2 separate regions of the Homo sapiens genome follow, and region 1 is linked to region 2. A link is a contact called in ENCODE Hi-C or POLR2A ChIA-PET data. All regions are on one chromosome and are shown on one strand. Each heading gives the region's core, a stretch centred on a gene start or an enhancer-like site at or near the end of the contact. The rest is flanking DNA. Distances are from core to core; before and after follow the strand shown. Region 1 holds the start of LOC124900703 (a long non-coding RNA gene). Region 2 overlaps KDR (kinase insert domain receptor).

The links. A loop is a pair of places that touch in the nucleus more often than their neighbours do. ChIA-PET counts read pairs that join two places held with the same protein, here RNA polymerase II (POLR2A). Pooled maps may share reads with other maps.
Region 1: a loop to region 2 is called in a map of heart left ventricle, with 2.2 times the contacts of the local background. The contact joins two enhancer-like sites. A Hi-C loop is called at or near these places in 9 of 168 maps with a recorded cell type or tissue (PC-3, Right ventricle myocardium inferior, cardiac septum and 4 more) and 2 of 50 pooled maps. POLR2A ChIA-PET finds 5 or more read pairs at or near these places in 2 of 52 experiments (MCF 10A and WTC11).

Annotation. Positions count from the first base shown.
Region 1 is chr4:55,035,248-55,040,671 of GRCh38, reverse strand. LOC124900703 (a long non-coding RNA gene) reads left to right here and starts at 5,293. Exons shown (of 2, transcript XR_007058121.1): 1 at 5,293-5,381. Within about 2 kb of position 1,956, at least 8 of the 41 ENCODE cell types and tissues checked have a DNase peak (open chromatin) inside an H3K27ac peak, as active enhancers do; they include heart right ventricle and prostate gland, where a contact is called at or near this core.
Region 2 is chr4:55,077,100-55,082,182 of GRCh38, reverse strand. KDR (kinase insert domain receptor) reads left to right here. Exons shown (of 30, transcript NM_002253.4): 29 at 142-227; 30 at 2,020-3,702. The coding sequence ends at 2,242. Among named protein-coding and RNA genes, the nearest start is that of KDR, 46 kb to the left of the region's middle. Within about 2 kb of position 2,311, at least 6 of the 41 ENCODE cell types and tissues checked have a DNase peak (open chromatin) inside an H3K27ac peak, as active enhancers do; they include heart right ventricle and prostate gland, where a contact is called at or near this core.

The DNA of each region.
Region 1 (5,424 bases), core at 707-3,206, 41 kb after region 2:
ATCTAAGAAAGGTTGCTTAATTATCAGTTTGTCCAACTTTTTACCTGTTAGGACGGAATGGTGACTTCTAAGTTCTTCACATAATTGACAGGAAACTGGAAGTTCATTAATCATTTTTCTCTTTTTTTTTTTCCTTTCTGCATGCCCAAGTTTCTATCTGGTATTATTTATCTTTAAACATTTTTCTTAACATTTGTTGCAGTGTAGGTCTGTTGGTGGTAAATTCTCTCAGCCTTTCATTTGAAAATGTTTTTATTTTACCTCAATTTTTGAAGAATTTTTCTTAGGTGGATATAGAATTTTATGGCAACAGTTTTATTTCCTTTAAATACTATTCCATTGTCTTCTGATATGTTTTCTGTCTTGCATAGATTCTAATAAGAAATTAGCCATCATTCGGCCGGGCATGGTGGCTCACGCCTATAATCTCAGCACTTTGGGAAGCCGAGGCGGGTCAGTCATTTGAAGTCAGCAGCTCCAGACAGCCTGACCAACATGGTGAAACCCCATCTCTACTAAAAATACAAAAAATTAACGGTGTGTGGTGGTGCAGGACTGTAATCTCAGCTACTCAGGAGGCTTAGCAAGAGAATCGCTTGAACCAGCGATTGCGCCATTGCACTCCAGCCTGGGTGACAGAGTGGGACTCCATCTCAAAAAAAAAAAAAAAAAAAAAAAGAGGCCGGGCCGGGCACAGTGGCTCACGCCAGTAATCCCAGCACTTTGGGAGGCTGAGGCAGGCGGATCACGAGGTCAGGAGATTGAGACCATCCTGGCTAACATGGTGAAATCCCGTCTCTACTAAAAATACAAAAAATTAGCTGGGCGTGGTGGCGGGCGCCTGTAGTCCCAGCTACTCCAGAGGCTGAGGCAGGAGAATGGCGTGAACCCGGGAGGTGGAGCTTGCAGTGAGCAGAGATCGCGCCACTGCACTCCAGCCTGGGCGAAAGAGCGAGATTCCGTCTCAAAAAAAAAAAAAAAAAAGAAAAGAAAAAAGAAAAAGAAAAAGAAAAAGAAAAAGAAATTAGCCATCATTCATATCATTGTTCCTGGTATATATGTTTTTATTTTTTTGGCTGCTTTTAAGATGTTCTCTTTCTGTTTATGTTTAATCAATTTGACTGTCATTTGTCTAGGAGTGGCTTTCTCTGTATTTATCTTACATGAGACTTGTTGAACTTCTTAGATCCATGTGTTCATGTTTCCATCCAATTTGTAAAGTTCCAGTCATTATTTCTTCAAGCATTTTTTTTTTTTTGCCTGATTCTCTCTCTCTCTTTCCCCTCTAGGACTGTAATTACATGTATGTTACAAATTCGGTATTAAAAGAAAGAAGAAAACTATATTGTAGTAAGGTTGGTTTCTTTCAGCTGGATCCAATCTGCTTTGCAAAATTCTTCCAAGCAAGAACAACATCTTGCTCACACTTACCTATAGGACACCTCAAGGTATACTCCTTGTGAAAGAAAATTGCTTTCTGGAGGTGTCCTCTATGCTGATGGAGGGTACAGCCTGGGAAACATGGAAAAAGCAAAGAAGTTGACAATGTCAAGGACATAACAATGCCTCAGACGTTTTCTCAGGTCAGTAGCAGCCACTTTCCACATTCAGCCTAAAAGAGAGGCTATATGAGGAAGGTGAATTTGAAATATAAAAGCAAAGAAGTTATATATATACATAAGACATTTTTTTTCAGTGGTTCACATGAAAATTCGAGAACAACATTGTTCTTCTGAAAGCGATTTCAGGATTCCATGCATCTTATTGGCATTTGGATACACAGTTAAGCAGTAGTGTGATGGTAAGAGGGTCCTTTAGGGGAAAATTTGTGGCACCTGCTGACTTTCATGATGCAAATAGTGCCACCATGGCCAATTACAAGCTCCACCATGACATTGCTGAGCATGGCTGGAAAGAGCCATGAAGAATCAGCTCTCTTGAGCCAGTGCAAGCTGGCTCCAGCACACACTGAGCTGCAGGATTGTGTTTAGGGCTAATAGCTATTGGCAAATTCAACACTTGTTGAAAATAGACATCATTGAGTTCTAGAATCAAATGCCTGTTGCTCTATTGCCTGCCTTTTGGTCATTGTTTCTCTAGCTTTTTGAAGGGGCTCAGTAAATCTCACGACTGTGGACCCCAGACCCTTTGACTTAATGAAGGTTGATGTCTTCATTAGATTTTGAAAAGGAATGCTTGAACATTTTATTACCTGGTTGCTGGTGCCTAGTACTCTCTGTTCCATTGCCCATCTCCCCCACCTCCTGTGACACATTCCTGAAAGTGCTCCAGGAAAAAAATGTTACAGACTTGGCAGATCAGCGTTTTCTGATTGTGCAATGTCCTTCCTGAGAAACTCCATTCTCCAAAGGCAGTCATTCTGAAACAAGAGCTAGAAATGGGGGTCCAGGCCACCCCCTGGGATGGCAGAATAAGAGGTCAGGTGGTAGTGGACTGGGACATACTGAATCTATAGGAAATGGCATCCATGTGTGTCTCACCAGTTTTATGGATGTAGAAAAACTGTCAAAGAGTTCATTGGAAGGAAGAAAGGGACAAAATACTTCACTTTCATTTAGATTATATTTTGCCCCTTACAAAGTAACTTCATAAACATTGTATCATTTGCTCGTCACAAGAGACTGATGAGACATACTAATATTGTGAATATAATAAATATAATAATGTAACATATGATTATTGTGTATTATATTATATAATTATACAATATATGTAATTATATGTTGATATATAATTATAATAAATATGTAATATATTATATAAAATAATATATTATATATTAGTATGTGATTATATATGTGACCACATGTATGTAAATATATGTAATATATTGTATATATAAGAACACAATAAATGTTAAGAATATAATAAATATGAATATTTATTTTCTGTCTATAGGTGAAGACACTGAGACTCAGGGAAAATAAATGATTTGGTTAGGGTCACACAGATGTTAATGACAGGGGAGGAACTTGAAGTCTGTCTGATTCTAGTCTAAAGCTCTTTCCATATCAGACTGATGCATGTGTGGGTGTATGTGATGATTCAAGACGGTTTCTATCAGCCCTGATTATTTAATCACACTAGGTGGATTACAAACTACCAGAACTTTTAAACAAGGTGGAAATTATGCTACTCTTAAGAAGCTTCAGTGGGATCCTGGGTGTCAGAGGTTCTCAAAGATATAGATCAGTAATGCCTCACTTATCCAGGCTGGCAGAGAAGGAGATATACGGCAACAATAAAATGTCTATGTGATTGTTTGCATACCTAAAACTTCCAAAGTTTTTATTTATTTTTTTTATTTCTTGTGGAGACAGAGTCTCATTAGGTTGTTCAAGCTGGTCTTGAACTCCTGTCCTCAAGCAAACCTCCAGCCTTGGCCTCCCACAGTGCTGAAGTTACAAGCATGAACCACCCAGCCTGGCCAAAGCTTCCGACTTTTAAAGGACATCATTTAAAATTGTGTTGCACATCACCTTGTATTCTTAAGCATAGAATGCCAAATACAGCTTATTTAACATTTTCTTCTTGACTTAGTGCATCATTGTAAATCTCAATTTGTTTTAGTCTTTTCTTTAATTCACAACCCTCTCGGGCTCTACACTACAAGGTTCCAGTCTGCTGTGCTTTTTGGAGTTCCTGTTTCTTATCTGCTTCTATTGGTGCACTTACCTTTAAGGATTTCTGCTCCCTCTTCTACCTTGTTGGTTTGAATCTGTTAAAAAGTGAGGAACCAGCTCAGATAACCCAGTTTGATAGACTTGTTGATCAAGCAGGAGCAGATAGGTTTTAAATAAAGGCTGGATGACCCTTCTGGAGTAAACACTTTCTATCACCTTCCTTAGTTTTAGGGGTTGATAGGGGCTGTTGCAGTGCTGCTCATATCTGTTTACCAGATGAGCTCTCTTGTCACTCAGCTCTGTAGGTGTTGGTGATCAATGGCTTGCAGCTGCACCTTTCACTGAAGCCTTGCCCTTAGCCTACAGGAGCTGATCCGCCCAGAAATACCTGAGAGGTTTTTCCCTAACCTCTGGGTGTGGCTTGCAGCCAACCACTAATACAGGGGTATAAAAGCCCAGCCCCCTTGCTTCAAGTTGGGACAATTCTGTAAGGCCATCCTTGTTCCAGTGCTATCTGTGGGACCGGACAGAGACTGAACTGCAGCTGACCGCATATCCTCACTTTGCTTCTTCCCAGCCCTGTCTTGCTTCCCTCACTGCCTTACAAGGTTTCACTTGCATGTGCTTGCAGAAGACTCCTGACTCTGCCATTGCAACCTCTGATGTTAGGGATCTTAACCTAAGACAGGAGACTTCCTGCCCGGGCCCTATGTTTTATATTTTCACCTATATTCTGGAGAGGTAAGATAACAAAAATTCCCTATACTCCTCCCTCTCCTCCAACTCAGCATTAAGAGAGAAGAGAAGCCTAGTCGTGAAAGAATGTAGAATGAGAAAAAAATCATTTTGCAAAAGATATCTTAAAATTTCATTCATTTGTCAAATTTTGATTTAAAGCCTATTATATGAGTCACTGTACTAGGTTCTGAGGATACAAAAATAACAGACACAATCTCCCCTCCCTTCACCCTTTTGAGAGCCTCACAGTCTGATGAGAAAACCAACAAGAAATAGGACAATTCCCATACCTCTTGATAAATGATATTATTGAAGTTAGAACTTATTCATTTAAGAAGTATCTCTAAGCATCCACTATGTGCTAAACATTTGAGGTATAAACTGCAGAATCCAAAGGCTGGAAAAGATATGAAAACTTTTACTTTGGAAATGATACTGGAGGAGGTTCTAGTAGAGCAGGAGGAGTTTATCAGGTGAAGAATATTAGAGATAGTGTTCAGATTGAAGGACAATGTTTTGAAAAGATACAGTGTTCGGCGGGGGGACTGGAACTGAGGAGGAGTTTATCACTGCAGGAGATGAGGAGAGGAAGGCAGGGATGGATGTGAAAAGCTTTCTCTGCCAGGCTAGAAAATTGGGGTTTTATCCTGTAGGTAACTTGGAGCCAAGATAGCCTTATGAAACTAAAAATGTGGTCAAGACCATTTCAGTAGGATCATGACTGTCATCCATAGGACAAATTGGGAAGGAAGCAGGGTGGATGCCCATAGCCCCATCAGTGCACAGCTTGACAAGCAGATGCCTACATCAGGCCTTTATGTGCAGTGCACCAACTGTGCAACAGTATGTAACAGCCCTAATGACCTGTGATATCATGGCTTACTTATGGCATTTGTGTTTCTTTTATTAGGAAAATGAAGAATTCCTTAAGTTCTCACTTGAAAATTTGATTTGTAAGGGAACTGGAAGTTTTCCTGCTGAGTGCTCCATGTGTAAGAGGTGAGCAGCTACCCATATATGACTTGATAGATCAAGACACAAC
Region 2 (5,083 bases), core at 1,062-3,561:
TTTGTGGCTATGATACCTTTATGTTCTTCCACAGGACCTTATTTGATAGACATGATAGATGGGTTGAGAAATCAGCTTAATTAAATAGTTGGTCATTTTATATGCTCAATTAACTGTGCCATCTCATTGTCTCTTAAAAAGGACAACCAGACGGACAGTGGTATGGTTCTTGCCTCAGAAGAGCTGAAAACTTTGGAAGACAGAACCAAATTATCTCCATCTTTTGGGTAAGACTCAGCCATATTAAAAAGACAAATTTCAATAGGAATTTTTGGAAGGAACTTAGGACTTTCAGTGTAAGTGCAGAATTTTCCCTATGGGGTCTTTGTTGGTTGGAGAAATTAGCATCAATTTAACAAATAAAGAATGGAAACTAACCACACAATAAAATTAAGTGATAAATCTAAAAATAATCTGAAATAAATTAGAGAATTTGGTCAATTTTTATGAGAATTCATGAATACTAGGGAATTTCTGTGTATATTTACTGTGGTCAGTAATGGCTAAATGAAAAAGGTGATTGGATGTGATCCGTAAAGCTGTCAATATGATTACAATCTTTGTGGACTCTGAAGAATTTTTAAGTCTGTATACAAATGGGTGCATCTGTGCTTAAGAAGTATGATATATAAATAAGCCAATATCTATTTGTTTGAGACATTTAAATATTATTGTCTGAATTCGAAGTATTTCATTGTGAGAAAAGTATTAAAATTAGTTTTAAATATAATCTCCCTTCTATGGCTCAGTAGGAATTTGTAGGTGTCTTGAATACGTGTACGTTCTCTTAACATAACAAATCAATGAAAATCTATATTTATAAGAATAATAGAATAAGTGTAGTTATGTATTTGCTGGAGTTTATTTGCTAGAGTATTCTTACCTAAAGGTAAGAATAGAGGAGGTTTTGATCTGCTTATAATCTTTTATATAAAATGGGAATACTCATGGGTTTTTGAATAATGCTCATACCAAAAAGAAAACAAACAAAAAAAACCCCAACATATTAAAAGGTGCCATTGTGCTATTTTATTGTTTTCTTTAAGGCCCAAGGTAAGAAATTGTGAAAGTCAATGATATGTTTCATTCATTGATTCAAAAAATGTTTATTCGGCAAGTATCATGTGCAGAGCACCATGCCATTGCTTGAGACACCTACATTAGTTTTGTTGGGGTTGAATTGAAAGAAAAAATTGTATTTCTCATTATTTGAAGTAACTTTTAAACTATGTATAAACACGAGTTACTAAAATTCCCTTTTGCAGTTTTAACATGAAGAAGTTGGGGAAAACACCTATTACCGGGAAAAAACACCTTAGAATGGCTTGTGAAAGTGTAAATCCTGAAGTTTTAGATCAACACAGCCTGCATTTCTAGGCTTTGACATGATTACCGTCTGTCAGGATTCCATGCCATTGAAAACATTTTCTAGTTGCTGCTGAGTGACAGGGGTTCTCAGTCCTTCCAAGGAATGTGGTTTTGATGAGTAAAAAGCAGCGTTTGATATGTCTGGCTTGACTGCACACATGCTTCAAGTTATTAAAGTTTAAAGTTGCTCAAGAGCTTTATTACAACCATACACATGCCCCGTAATTCCCAAATTGCCACAATAGGAAAAGCACAAGTGAAATTTAAGAACATCCCAATTTCCTTGAATATCATGCAAGTGGCCCTTTGGCGCCTGTCACTGTATACAAATTTGTCAATCTGCGAGGCCATAAACATGTTCCATCAGTTGGGGCCTTTGCATAACTCGAGAGAACTGCCTTTCATCTCATTTGAGGCTTGAAAGACTTGGACCTGAGTAAGAGGACTTATCTGCAACTACTAATTCATGCGAGTACCTGAAAATAGACCTTGTCCCTGTAAACCTGCTATGCTGATTAACAACTGGGAGAGATACGGGGCTGCGGTCTCCAGGGAGATGGCAGCCATATGGAGTTGGGAATGGGGTGAGGGTAAAAAGCAAAAGAATTGTCTTCTCTCTGCCAACTCCTTTGTTTGCCATTTCTTCTGCAGTGGAATGGTGCCCAGCAAAAGCAGGGAGTCTGTGGCATCTGAAGGCTCAAACCAGACAAGCGGCTACCAGTCCGGATATCACTCCGATGACACAGACACCACCGTGTACTCCAGTGAGGAAGCAGAACTTTTAAAGCTGATAGAGATTGGAGTGCAAACCGGTAGCACAGCCCAGATTCTCCAGCCTGACTCGGGGACCACACTGAGCTCTCCTCCTGTTTAAAAGGAAGCATCCACACCCCCAACTCCTGGACATCACATGAGAGGTGCTGCTCAGATTTTCAAGTGTTGTTCTTTCCACCAGCAGGAAGTAGCCGCATTTGATTTTCATTTCGACAACAGAAAAAGGACCTCGGACTGCAGGGAGCCAGTCTTCTAGGCATATCCTGGAAGAGGCTTGTGACCCAAGAATGTGTCTGTGTCTTCTCCCAGTGTTGACCTGATCCTCTTTTTCATTCATTTAAAAAGCATTTATCATGCCCCCTGCTGCGGGTCTCACCATGGGTTTAGAACAAAGACGTTCAAGAAATGGCCCCATCCTCAAAGAAGTAGCAGTACCTGGGGAGCTGACACTTCTGTAAAACTAGAAGATAAACCAGGCAATGTAAGTGTTCGAGGTGTTGAAGATGGGAAGGATTTGCAGGGCTGAGTCTATCCAAGAGGCTTTGTTTAGGACGTGGGTCCCAAGCCAAGCCTTAAGTGTGGAATTCGGATTGATAGAAAGGAAGACTAACGTTACCTTGCTTTGGAGAGTACTGGAGCCTGCAAATGCATTGTGTTTGCTCTGGTGGAGGTGGGCATGGGGTCTGTTCTGAAATGTAAAGGGTTCAGACGGGGTTTCTGGTTTTAGAAGGTTGCGTGTTCTTCGAGTTGGGCTAAAGTAGAGTTCGTTGTGCTGTTTCTGACTCCTAATGAGAGTTCCTTCCAGACCGTTACGTGTCTCCTGGCCAAGCCCCAGGAAGGAAATGATGCAGCTCTGGCTCCTTGTCTCCCAGGCTGATCCTTTATTCAGAATACCACAAAGAAAGGACATTCAGCTCAAGGCTCCCTGCCGTGTTGAAGAGTTCTGACTGCACAAACCAGCTTCTGGTTTCTTCTGGAATGAATACCCTCATATCTGTCCTGATGTGATATGTCTGAGACTGAATGCGGGAGGTTCAATGTGAAGCTGTGTGTGGTGTCAAAGTTTCAGGAAGGATTTTACCCTTTTGTTCTTCCCCCTGTCCCCAACCCACTCTCACCCCGCAACCCATCAGTATTTTAGTTATTTGGCCTCTACTCCAGTAAACCTGATTGGGTTTGTTCACTCTCTGAATGATTATTAGCCAGACTTCAAAATTATTTTATAGCCCAAATTATAACATCTATTGTATTATTTAGACTTTTAACATATAGAGCTATTTCTACTGATTTTTGCCCTTGTTCTGTCCTTTTTTTCAAAAAAGAAAATGTGTTTTTTGTTTGGTACCATAGTGTGAAATGCTGGGAACAATGACTATAAGACATGCTATGGCACATATATTTATAGTCTGTTTATGTAGAAACAAATGTAATATATTAAAGCCTTATATATAATGAACTTTGTACTATTCACATTTTGTATCAGTATTATGTAGCATAACAAAGGTCATAATGCTTTCAGCAATTGATGTCATTTTATTAAAGAACATTGAAAAACTTGAAGGAATCCCTTTGCAAGGTTGCATTACTGTACCCATCATTTCTAAAATGGAAGAGGGGGTGGCTGGGCACAGTGGCCGACACCTAAAAACCCAGCACTTTGGGGGGCCAAGGTGGGAGGATCGCTTGAGCCCAGGAGTTCAAGACCAGTCTGGCCAACATGGTCAGATTCCATCTCAAAGAAAAAAGGTAAAAATAAAATAAAATGGAGAAGAAGGAATCAGACATAATTTCCATGTGGTTGTTTTACATTTTTACTGGTTTTCTTACTCTTCTTATAAGGGATATTTTCATAAACTGATTATATATTTTACAAACCAATAAATGTATTTGTAGTACAAAGTATGAGGGTATAATATCACCACAACTATTTTGAGGATAAGTATGTCTGGTTTAAAGTTTAACTGCTTCTTCCCTCTTCTTCTTCATTACAAAGAATTCACACACACACACACACACACACACACACACACACACACGCCACGCATACACCCCCCAACACCCACACCTCCTCCCAGCCCCCCCACACCCACACATCCAACCCCCCATACTCACACTCACACCCCCTCACAGTCACACCCACCCCCACACACCTACACACCCACCAGCACACACATACCCACACACAGATCCACCCACACACCCACACCCACCCACATACACACACCCCCCCACATGCACACCCCCACACACACCCACCCCCCACACACCCATCCACACACCCACACATCCAACACCCCCGCACTCACCCACACCCCACACACACCCACACACAACCCACCCCCCACAGTCACAACCCCCCTCACATTCCCCCATACACGTCCTACACACCCACCACACACCACCCCCACACATCCACACTCCCACACACATCCCTCCACACACACCCCCCAACACTTTTTCATATTATATTCTAAGCACTTTAGAGATGTTAAAACAGAGATATGTGATTCCTTGGCCCTCCAGTGAACTCCATATCTGTTAGAATAGCCAATCATGAAACTCAGGGGGTGAAAGACCCTGAGACAAGTGATCAGACCCATGGCAGTGCAGGGAGGCATGGACCAGATTTACAGTCTCTAATAATATTCTACTCTATACTTACAGAGTCAGAACATAAGATCCATTATTGCCATTTTGAATGATTACCATCACCCAAATTCAGTAGGTGGAGTTATTTAATAAATTATTGGCCCAAATAAGTGACCTTATTTTTTGTGATTTTTTAATACAAGATTTTGAAATGTTTATCTAGTCAAATATGCCTCTCCCTATTTTTAAAAAATGGCTCCTAGGTTTTAAAAAATTTTATTAGAGAAGGTCTTTCCAATTCTAAACCCCCAATTCTAAATTTTCTTCTTTTATTGCATTTAAATCCATTTGG